Linked DNA regions of Homo sapiens: all the other regions are linked to region 1. The links are chromatin contacts, found by Hi-C in ENCODE. All regions are on one chromosome and are shown on one strand. Each heading gives the region's core, a stretch centred on a gene start or an enhancer-like site at or near the end of the contact. The rest is flanking DNA. Distances are from core to core; before and after follow the strand shown.

Region 1 (3,070 bases), core at 367-2,866:
TGGGGGAACAACAACAATTGCTAGTTGTAAAAAGTATAAAAATGAAATTGAACCTGCAAATAAAAAAAGAGTGCTCACTTGAGATACAGTAGCCAGGAAAGTCTTCTTTAAGAAGGTACTATTTTAGACGTAACCTAAATGATGAAGGGAAGTGCCACGTGTTGAATGGAGAAGAGAGAATTTAGGTACAGGGAACAACCCATGCAAAGGTTCATACATGCTGGAAAGAAGTTGGTGTTTGAGGTATCCAGAGCAGATCAACTTACTGTACAGTTAGTGGGGAGTGAGGTCGGCTGACACTTGATTGTGCAGGACCTGGGAGGCCATGGTAAAGATCAGAATTCTATTCCTTTTCCCCCCTCCTCTTTTTATTTTATAAAATCTGTTATTTTAGAAAGTTGCAAGACTGGTACGATGTACACCATTATACCCTTCAACTAGATTCACCAATTACTAATATTTTGCCACATTTGCTTTCTCTATTTTTTTGCCATATCTTTTGAAGGTAAGCCGCAAACACTGTGACACTTTGCTGCTAATTACTTTAGCAAGCGCCTTCCAAAAACAAAGGCATTCTTCCACTTAATCACAAATTAATTCTCACATGCAATCAATTTAAAACTGATTCAATATCATCTAATATGTAGTTCATATTTAAATTTCCCCAGTTGTCCACAAATGTCTTTCGAAGTTTTTTTTTTTTTTTAAAAACTATGAACCAGCCAAGATTCACAAATTTCATTTGGTTTCTTTTGACTCTCGACTAAAGTAATTTTCCACTTCGTTTTTTTCTTTTTCCTGTCATGACACTGACATTTTTGAAGAGCCTAGGCCTGTTGTCTTGTAGAATATTCTACATTGTTTTTTTCTGATTGTTTCCTCATGATTAATGTCAAACATTTCTAGCACAAATACTATCGGGTGATATTAGCGATGCTAAGTATCTTCACTTGGTTAAGGTATGTCTAATAAATCTCTTCAGTGTAAAATTCTATTTTCCCTTTATAATAAGAAATGATCTGTAGGGTGATTCTTTGAGATACTAACATCCTCTTCCCTACAACCTTTCAGTTAATTGTTTGTTTTAGCATCTTGCATTCATTAGTTTTAGCATTCATAAGCTTACCTATATCAATTTTTAGACTGGCAGTTGCACAATGGGGATGCAGCGAGGGAAGTGACCCTCCGGATCCCGGGATGCCGAGCCTTTTTCTGCCCCGTAGGGACAGGACTGGGAAGTGGCTAGCCCGCCATTCCTCGGCCCGTCCTTAGGGGAGTCGCAGGACTAAGTGCAGTGGCAGTGGCCTCACCTCGGGCCTTCGCCACATCTTTATTGCCTCAAGGACAGAATTGGAGATCGGTGTCCCAGTCAACAGCGTGGTACTTATGACAGCCGCGAGAAAGCGCACTACTAAAGCCCGGCTAGCAGAGCTGGGAGGCAAACCAGACCGTCAGCACCAGGGCGGCCCACGCCTGCTTCCGCCCATTGGCTGCCCGCGTTTCAAGACCCGCCCCCATATTGGAGAGCTTCTTCCGGTAGCCACTGGAAAGCCCGCAGCGCGAGCCGGCTACGCTCCCTGGCGGAGCTCTGGACGCCCCACCTACTCCCAGCGTTCAGTGCGGTGCCCTGGCCGCCATTGTTTGAATTTGAAAACGGTAACATCGCAGTGCTGCTCGCGGGTCTGGCTAGTCAGGCGAAGTTTGCAGGTGAGGAGGTGACCCGCGGGAATGTGTGGGGAAGGAGGTGGGTGACTGCGCATGTATGGGGCCTAAGGTGGGGAAACGGCTTTGGCAATGTGGACATGTTCCGACAGGGCTCATACCCCAGTGGAGGTTACTGTCAGGAACTGGGTTGCGGAGCGATGCGAACACGGGGTACGCAGCGAGGAATGAGTCATACTAATTCGGTTACGGTTTAAATCTCGCCTCCACTGCTAATTAGCTGAGTGACGCAAGACAATTCATTTAATCTCTCTCTGTACCTTAGTTTTCTTATCAGTTAAAAGGCTGCAATGAAGTGTCTATTTCTTTCGGCTTTTGTGAAGATTAAATGGTAATGTGTAAAGTTATTAGTGCTGGCACACAGTAGGTACTAAATGTTTGCAGTTATTAATATTATTATTGTTGTTGCTTCTGTTGTTGTTGAGGAACAGGCCTGTTTTGCCACACCTAGTTTTCTGAAGCTCTGAGGTGAGCAGTTTGCTCGGCTGGTAGGTAACACGGCCTTTTTGCGGGGGGAGCCCTGTGGTAGCCTCTGTGCACTTATTTCCAGACTACTCCTACTGGTCCTTGGGGCTTGCCCTTCTAGGGTTTTGCAGTGCCAGGCTGAAGAGTTTGTGGCACAGTGACTGCTGTCATTCCCCAGTTTAGAAGGCTTTCTCCATCTCGATTCGCTCGCTGGTTCAGTGATGCATGTCTGGCACAGTTCTCTTATATTTCTTGCTAAACTACTAGTTTACAGAAGTTCACGCCTTATGGGTTAGGTAGTGTAACAGTGTATTTATCTTACATGTCCAAGACTCCAGATTTTAAATTGTAAAAATAACATAAAATACTCATCGATTAGTTGTGAAGACTTTTTTTGAGGCTTTGTGTTGTAGACCACATTCAGAAACCTCATTCAGCAACAGATTCTGCTATTTTTCACCAAAGTCTCCAATTGTGGATTCTTATTGGAGAGAGGGTAAATATGCAGTTTTCCAGTCAGAGCAGCCTTTTGAAATGAAAAATGAGGTCTTGGAGCCTGCTGTCACGAAAGATAATATTACAGACTAGGACCGACTTTTTTTTTTTTTTTTGGAATAGTATTTTCTTTATAACCATTATTTTAAGTCATTAGGTAGTCTTTATCCCTGCATAAGTCGCTGAATTTGTTATAGGGGATACAGAGTGGTATAAGGCAAGGTTCTTGCCATCAAGAAGTTTCCAGTTTAGTTGGGAAGGCCACGTATAAGTAGAAGTCATCTAAAATCGCAAGAAGTTACAGTAAGTCTGAACACTTTTAGAAATGCTAGGAAGTAGTTTGTTCATTGAAAAATGAGCATATGAACAAATACTTTATTATAACTGC
Region 2 (3,265 bases), core at 143-2,642, 2.2 Mb after region 1:
TAGAACAATGATAAGGCCAGGTGGCTGCCAGTTTGTGACTCTTGCTTTATGTCAACTTCTTAGTTTCTGTCTTTTCCCAGCAATTCAAGATGTGTTTAAGAACTTAATTCAAGGTGTACTTGGAAGTAGATCAAATGCAGGTAGAATTTCCATTGCCTTGCCACTTCTTTAAATCTAACCATACAGTTTTTATTGAGCACCTAACATACACACACAGTCTCTCATTACATCACACTAAAAATGAAATATATTAATAATTAGTTACATGAAACAGAGAGATACAACTTCCATAATGGTCAAAATGACTCTGAGATACATACTTACATTTTAGCTGTTTAAAAAAAAAAATCAGATATAAAGAGAATCACTGTTTACTGGAGCACTCAACATCTATAATTCCTTCTAAATGCAGAAGGTTAATGGGAAAGTTCCAGAACATTAGTCACCATTTCGTTAAAAAGTAGCACTTCTAGTGGCACACCCCTGTAGTCCTGGCTACTCCGGAGGCTGAGGCAGAGGATCACTTGAGACTGGAATGTCGAGGCCGCAGTGAGCCATAATTGCACCACTGCTCCAGTCTGGATGACACAAGACCCTGTCTCAAAAATAAAAATAAAGTAGCACTTCTAAGCCAAGTGCAGCTGTGCATGCTTGTAGTCCCAGCTACTCCTACTCCTAGCTATTCTGGAGGCTAAGATGTGAGGATCCCTTGAGGCCAGGAGTTGGAGACTGCAGTGCCTATTATTACACCTGTGACTAGCCACCGCACTCCAGCCTGGGCAAGCCAGACCCTGTCAGGGAAAAAAAAAAAAAAAGGTAGCTCTTCTAAAAGAATGGAAAGGAAATCATTCTGCAAAACTTTCCTTGGAGCCAGTTTTGACCTGTGAGGCTTCTGTCCCTATAGAGGTTATCTATGACACCCACCACGCCGCATCCAAGTTTATACCAATTCAGAAACGGAAAAAAAGTCTGCAGTCTTGTTAGCTGATTAAGTGAGAAGACATTGATTCAACCTGGCTCAGGTTGGCAATTGCTCATGGCTGCATTTAATAGAAATGTTAAACAATAAACATTGCATCCCCCTCCCCACATGGGACTCACATCACTTTAGTCACTCTATCTCCCCCTTATTCTCAGCCTCCCTCTGCATCGATTTCTCTCCCCAGTCTCCAGTTTTTGCACATTTAAAGTACGCCTATTTCTGTTTCCATTATTTTTCCTGCTCTTAATCAGGACTGAGACTTTTCAAAATTTTTAACTTCTCTGCTATCCCAGAGATTCTCCATACCCCTTACACTCTCATCCCAAGCATCTCACCCTTACCCTTGCCCCCACCCCCATTCGAGAACCTGGACTTCTCCCCAATCTCTATCACAGTACCCCCCGGTCTAAGACGCCCTTAGCTTTCCCTTCCCCACGCCTCCCCCATCAACCCTCCCTAAGCCGGCAGGCAGTCTCAGCCGTTCCAGAAATTGACAAAGAAGTTGCAGAGGGAGTGCCACTTCTCAGCGCAGTAGGTCTCCGTGAGCTCCGCGTTCCCGTCCAGCCCGTCGGGGTCGGGCCCGGTCCCCATGGGTCGCTCCTCGTTGGGGACCAAGGCCGCCTTCCTCTTGCCCTCGTTGGTCTTCCTCTCTGAGGGGTTTTCTTTGGGCGGTGCGCTTTGGGGAGGCGGGGTCCCAGCGGCTGGGCCGGACGCACGCTCCCGGGTCCGCCCCCGGTTCCGGGCCCGGGGCTTGGACTCCCCCGCGAATCCCGCGACGGTGGGGCGTGCGGGCGGGGACGCGCGGGGCACTAGCCGCAGCTCGGCGCCGTGGCCCTTCTTGCCCGCGCACAAGCGGGCCTGGAGCGGCGCGGGGTCGTGACAGGGCCTCCGCTTCTTGCGCAGCCCTCCCAGCACCTGCTTCCAGAAGTGCGCGCGGCGAGCGGCGTAGGCTGCGCAGCGCTCCGGATGCCCGCGGTAGGCGCACTGGTGGCGCGCCCCGTCCGGGCTCTGGCAGCGCAGCGCCAGCTCGCTGCCCGCTGCGGCCTCCGGGGCGGGCAGCAGGAGCTGCCAGCTGCACGCGTGCTGCTCGGGGCTGAGGAAGCGACCCGAGGAGCCGCCAGTGGGCCCGGGGACCGGCTCCGCCACGTTGCTAGCCGCCCCTTTCTCCCTCCGAGCAGCCGCGAGGAGGCAACCACTCAGCAGCAGCAGCAGCGACGGCGACAGCGACGCTCGCAGCTTCGGAGGAGTCATGCTCCGCGGTTTCCGCGCTCCGCTGTTCTCAGACCACGTTTGTCGGGGCTGGACCAGGCAAAGAGCATTCCCCAGGACCTGCGGACAGAGGCAGAGACTGCCACCAACTGAGCCACACGCAGCGCTTCGCCCAGACACATGCACCTGCGAACTACTCTTCCGCAGACTTTCTAGAATCTGCAGCCTGCGAGGAGACCCTCTGAGGAGCTTTCCTGGGGAAACTGCTTACTGTCTAAATAATCACTTTCGAACCATGTATGCATTGAGATTTTCTTCCCCTTGCAAATACGATAGCAAAACGATGCGTGATAATTGCCCCCTCTACCCCTTCCTTCATTTTCTCCCTTCTCCAACCTGCAATAAACTATCTACAAAATCATTTCAGATGATTCCTTGGAAACATGCACTTTACTACACTTTGAACTTACCGAGTTCTGGGAGAGGCGCCAAAGCCTTATTAGGGTAGAGGGAACGACTGCACGGGGGAGTAGTCTGTTTTAGCCGGCTCCCTGTGAATGAACGTGGTATCAATGGAACAGAAGAGGCCTACCCTTCTTCGCCCCTCCCCGATTTCTCTCACACTGGGAGACTTATCACCGCCGCGCTTCTCTCTCTCTCTCCCTCTCTCTCTCTGTCTCTCCAGATGGATGATGGAAGCGGTCCTGTAGTATGAAATACAAATCTTGTATTTTGCTTCCAATGTTTAAAATAATCAGGCAAAATTAACCAAGTTTTTCTTCTTTCATGTACTTAACCATCCAAAAAATAAAAATTAAACAAAAGATCTAAGTTTTAAAAGTTAAATAAAATGAAACAAAACAAACTTCAGTATTCTAAACTAGGCATTTTTTACACAATTATATCATTTACATTCTATTTCTCATATTCTGAGTTCTACATTTTTACCTATTATTTCCAATAGCCTTTCTTAAGACTCTCAATCTTAATAATTGTTACTACTAATAAAAATATAATATCCTAGTTTATTAACATACAATAGTGCCCAGCAGTTCACCCAGGAGTGGACATTTG
Region 3 (3,026 bases), core at 35-2,534, 2.7 Mb before region 1:
TGTACAGGTGCACTTCCAAACAACTCCCTCTAGGGGCTGACCCCGCAGCACTAGAAGCAGGGTATGTGCCAGCAGACCAAGCCTGTGTGGCAGGGGCTTCCCAGCGCTCCAGAATAGGGGAGACACCAGCAGAGGTGCAAGAAACAGCCCCGGACAGGAAGCGGTAGAGAGACCCAGAAAGGCAGGGTGGGTGTGCACTGGCCTCCAGGTCCTGAAGGCCTACTCTGGAGTGGGAGTATACCCAGCTGGGTGGGGCCTGACCTACACCCCTTGTGTGCCAGGGGAATGTATCTTGCAAGCTGTTTTGCTGCACCCAAGGATGATCTTCTCCACTCAGGCCCAGGTCCCTAAGTCCCCTCCTAACAGCCACAAGTCATACTCTCTAGCGCCTTGCCTGCCCCATCTCAGGAAAGGTGACCTGAGAGGCCCAAGCTTATTCCTGCCCTCCCTGAGCCATGCTTCCTGCCCAACTTCCTAAGGCTTCGGTGACAGACGGCAATCTCCTTGCCTGGGCTGCACAGGCACACTGCCCTCTCCCCCTTGGGGTTGCATGGTCTGCAAGTGCACACACCTGTATCTCGCCCTCTCAGGGGAAAGATTTACCAGGCCCTCTCCGGCTGCATCCACTGGGTCTCTGGCTACAGGCAGAGAGCCAGTCAGCAGTGCCCCTGCAGCTGTTTGGGGCTGGGGGCTCCGATGATGCCAGAGCCCTAGGGTTTACAGGCACCTAGGCAGATTCGAGGATCCAAGTCCCTGCCACATGCGTTTGGGTGAGACCGACCTCACTGCCTCAGTTTCCTCCTATACACTGATGCTATCAACAAAAATACCCACTTCAGGAGGTGGTTGTAAAGATTATACAAGAGACTGCAGAGCGTTAGGCAGCACCTGGCACAAGACAAATGCTCAGTAAAAGACCACTGCTGTCATTAAGGTCAACACCAGCCCTGAGCTCCTGCCCTGGAGCTGACCCAGCGCTCACGCCCAGGATCAGAAAGGGAGGGCTGGGGCTGATGAGCTGGGAGGTGGTGTGCGCCCTTCTCCTGCCTCCAGCTCCTCTCTGGACCCCTGTCCTGGCACCTCTTCGGTCCCTGGTTCGGTCTGCCCCTTTCCCACCGCGGCCCGTCTTAGGCCAGGATGTGCTCCCTGCCCTGCGGACTCTGGAGCAGGGCCCGGCCACTCCCCGGAGCCTGTATGACGGGAACCGCCCCGCGCCCTCTCCCCTACGCGGGGCAGGCCAGCCCTGGGGCGCCTTAAAAACCGGAGCTGGCGCTTGGCATCGCCACTCTGGGCAGGATCCAACGTCGCTCCAGCTGCTCTTGACGACTCCACAGATACCCCGAAGCCATGGCAAGCAAGGGCTTGCAGGACCTGAAGCAACAGGTGGAGGGGACCGCCCAGGAAGCCGGTGAGGATAGCGCGCGACCTAGGGCTCAGGCAGGGGCACCTGCGTGGATGCGCAGGCAGAAGCAGCGGGTCGGCGCGGTCCGCAAGTTCCTGGACCGGCAGCTTGGCTCGGAAGGCTCGGTCCTCCACTGAGACGCAGGGGGCAGGCAGAACGCCCACCCCGGCGAGCAGACAGATGGTGCCCGCAGGGAGGCAGCGGAACAGAGGCTCCGGAGGAGCCGGAGCTGCGCTGCGGGCACTGCGGGAGCCCCTCCAAGGAGGCCATGCTGGCGCTGGGCGGCCCGCCCAGGCCCTCAGGAGAGGGTGAAGGTCCAGGACAGGGATCGGGCGCGGCCCGCCACCACTTAAACCCGCGCGCGCCACCAGAGGCTGCCCCAGACCTCAAAGGGCTTTGTTTCCATCCCACCCCCATCGCCGAAAAGTAATCGTCGCCTTACCTTTAAGTCCCCACCTGGCAAAGAAGGTCCTTAGTTCCTCCACCTCCAGCTCTCTCCTCCGTATTCTGGAGGTGACCCAGCTGCGGTGGGGGCGTGGGAGATGTCAGGAGACCACTGGGTTGGTTCTTCCTGCACCTAGCCCAGGCTTCGTTAGGACTCCAGCTCCCTGTCAGTCCTGCCCATATCCCAGTCAGGAGACAATATCCAAACCAACCCCTTACTTCACCAGTGCTCCAGGGGAGGCCCACAGTTCTTCCCTTGAGACTGAAATGCTACCAAGGAAGCCTCCGTGTCAGGTCCCTTCCTTCTGGGCTTCACTTTTCCATCTGAGAGCTGGGTGCAAAGGATGGGCTGCTTTCTGATGGGTTAATCGAGACGAGGTTCCCAGGGGCCTCTCAGCACACTTGCCTGACTAACCCTTTCCGGAGGATGGGATCTGGGTAAGGCAGGCCCTTTCCTGTTCAGCAGCAGGGATGAGTTACAGCTCTGTAGGCGGGAGCCACCTGTCAGCCCCCCCGGGGCTGGTGACTCCATTCCCAGCAGGCCGAAACTCTGGTCCAGAGGAGATAGTCCGGCCTTGGAAGTTTTGCCTCCTTCCTTCATTTGTCTCCTAATGTCTTAAGCTGCCTGTCCACAGAGGCACTGGCTTTGCTTGTGTGCCCCTCCGGGCAGGCCACAGGAGGGAGGAGGCAGTAAGGACCTGGCAAAACTGCAAGCCCCAGGGCTAAGTGCATGAAAGGTGGGAATTCAGGCATCTGGGCCAGGCTTCTAGGGGAGAAGCTGTAAAAGGGGGCAAGGGTCTTCTGCGCCATCACCAGCATTAGCCAACAGTCCAGATGCTAGCTGCAGCCTGGCCCTGCCCTGCCTTCCTTCCTCTGTCCAACATTTTCTCAGTAGCCCTGGAGATGGAAAGGGAAGCTCCTCCCCCACAGAGAAGGAGCTCAGAGTTAGAAATAAACAAAAACATCCCAGAGGCATGGAAAGGTCTCCTGCCCCTCGGGCTGGGGGGCCCTGGGCCAGGGACTTTATCTCCATGGCATCCATCCCTTGGACCTGTACCACCGAATACTCTGGAGGACACAGAGGCATGGCAATGGTGGGGCACCTGTAGTCGGTGGTGCCTCAACAGGGGCTAAAAGCCACATCTCTCTGTTCCAGTGTCAGCGGCCGGAGCGGCAGCTC

The links. Hi-C counts contacts between places; a loop is a spot of excess contacts on that map. Pooled maps may share reads with other maps.
Region 2: a map of naive thymus-derived CD4-positive, alpha-beta T cell shows a loop between it and region 1 (16-fold over the local background). The contact joins the promoter of FGFBP3-AS1 here to the promoter of KIF20B in region 1. A Hi-C loop is called at or near these places in 1 of 168 maps with a recorded cell type or tissue (naive thymus-derived CD4-positive, alpha-beta T cell) and 7 of 50 pooled maps.
Region 3: a pooled map shows a loop between it and region 1 (5-fold over the local background). The contact joins the promoter of ADIRF here to the promoter of KIF20B in region 1. A Hi-C loop is called at or near these places in 4 of 50 pooled maps.

What each region holds. Positions count from the first base shown.
Region 1 is chr10:89,699,974-89,703,043 of GRCh38, forward strand. It overlaps KIF20B (kinesin family member 20B), which reads left to right and starts at 1,617. Exons shown (of 33, transcript NM_001284259.2): 1 at 1,617-1,707. RefSeq lists a silencer at 1,139-1,218 and enhancers at 1,263-1,778, 1,779-2,295.
Region 2 is chr10:91,906,737-91,910,001 of GRCh38, forward strand. It overlaps FGFBP3-AS1 (FGFBP3 antisense RNA 1), which reads left to right and starts at 1,393. Exons shown (of 2, transcript NR_199602.1): 1 at 1,393-1,513; 2 at 2,161-2,612. It overlaps FGFBP3 (fibroblast growth factor binding protein 3), which reads right to left and starts at 2,750. Exons shown (of 2, transcript NM_152429.5): 1 at 2,662-2,750; 2 at 1-2,311. The coding sequence starts at 2,233. The coding sequence ends at 1,457. RefSeq lists a silencer at 1,623-2,192 and an enhancer at 2,096-2,390.
Region 3 is chr10:86,967,198-86,970,223 of GRCh38, forward strand. It overlaps ADIRF (adipogenesis regulatory factor), which reads left to right and starts at 1,285. Exons shown (of 3, transcript NM_006829.3): 1 at 1,285-1,408; 2 at 3,003-3,026. The coding sequence starts at 1,348. It overlaps ADIRF-AS1 (ADIRF antisense RNA 1), which reads right to left. Exons shown (of 2, transcript NR_170185.1): 1 at 1,845-3,026. RefSeq lists enhancers at 1-724, 2,231-2,984, 2,985-3,026 and a silencer at 2,095-2,389.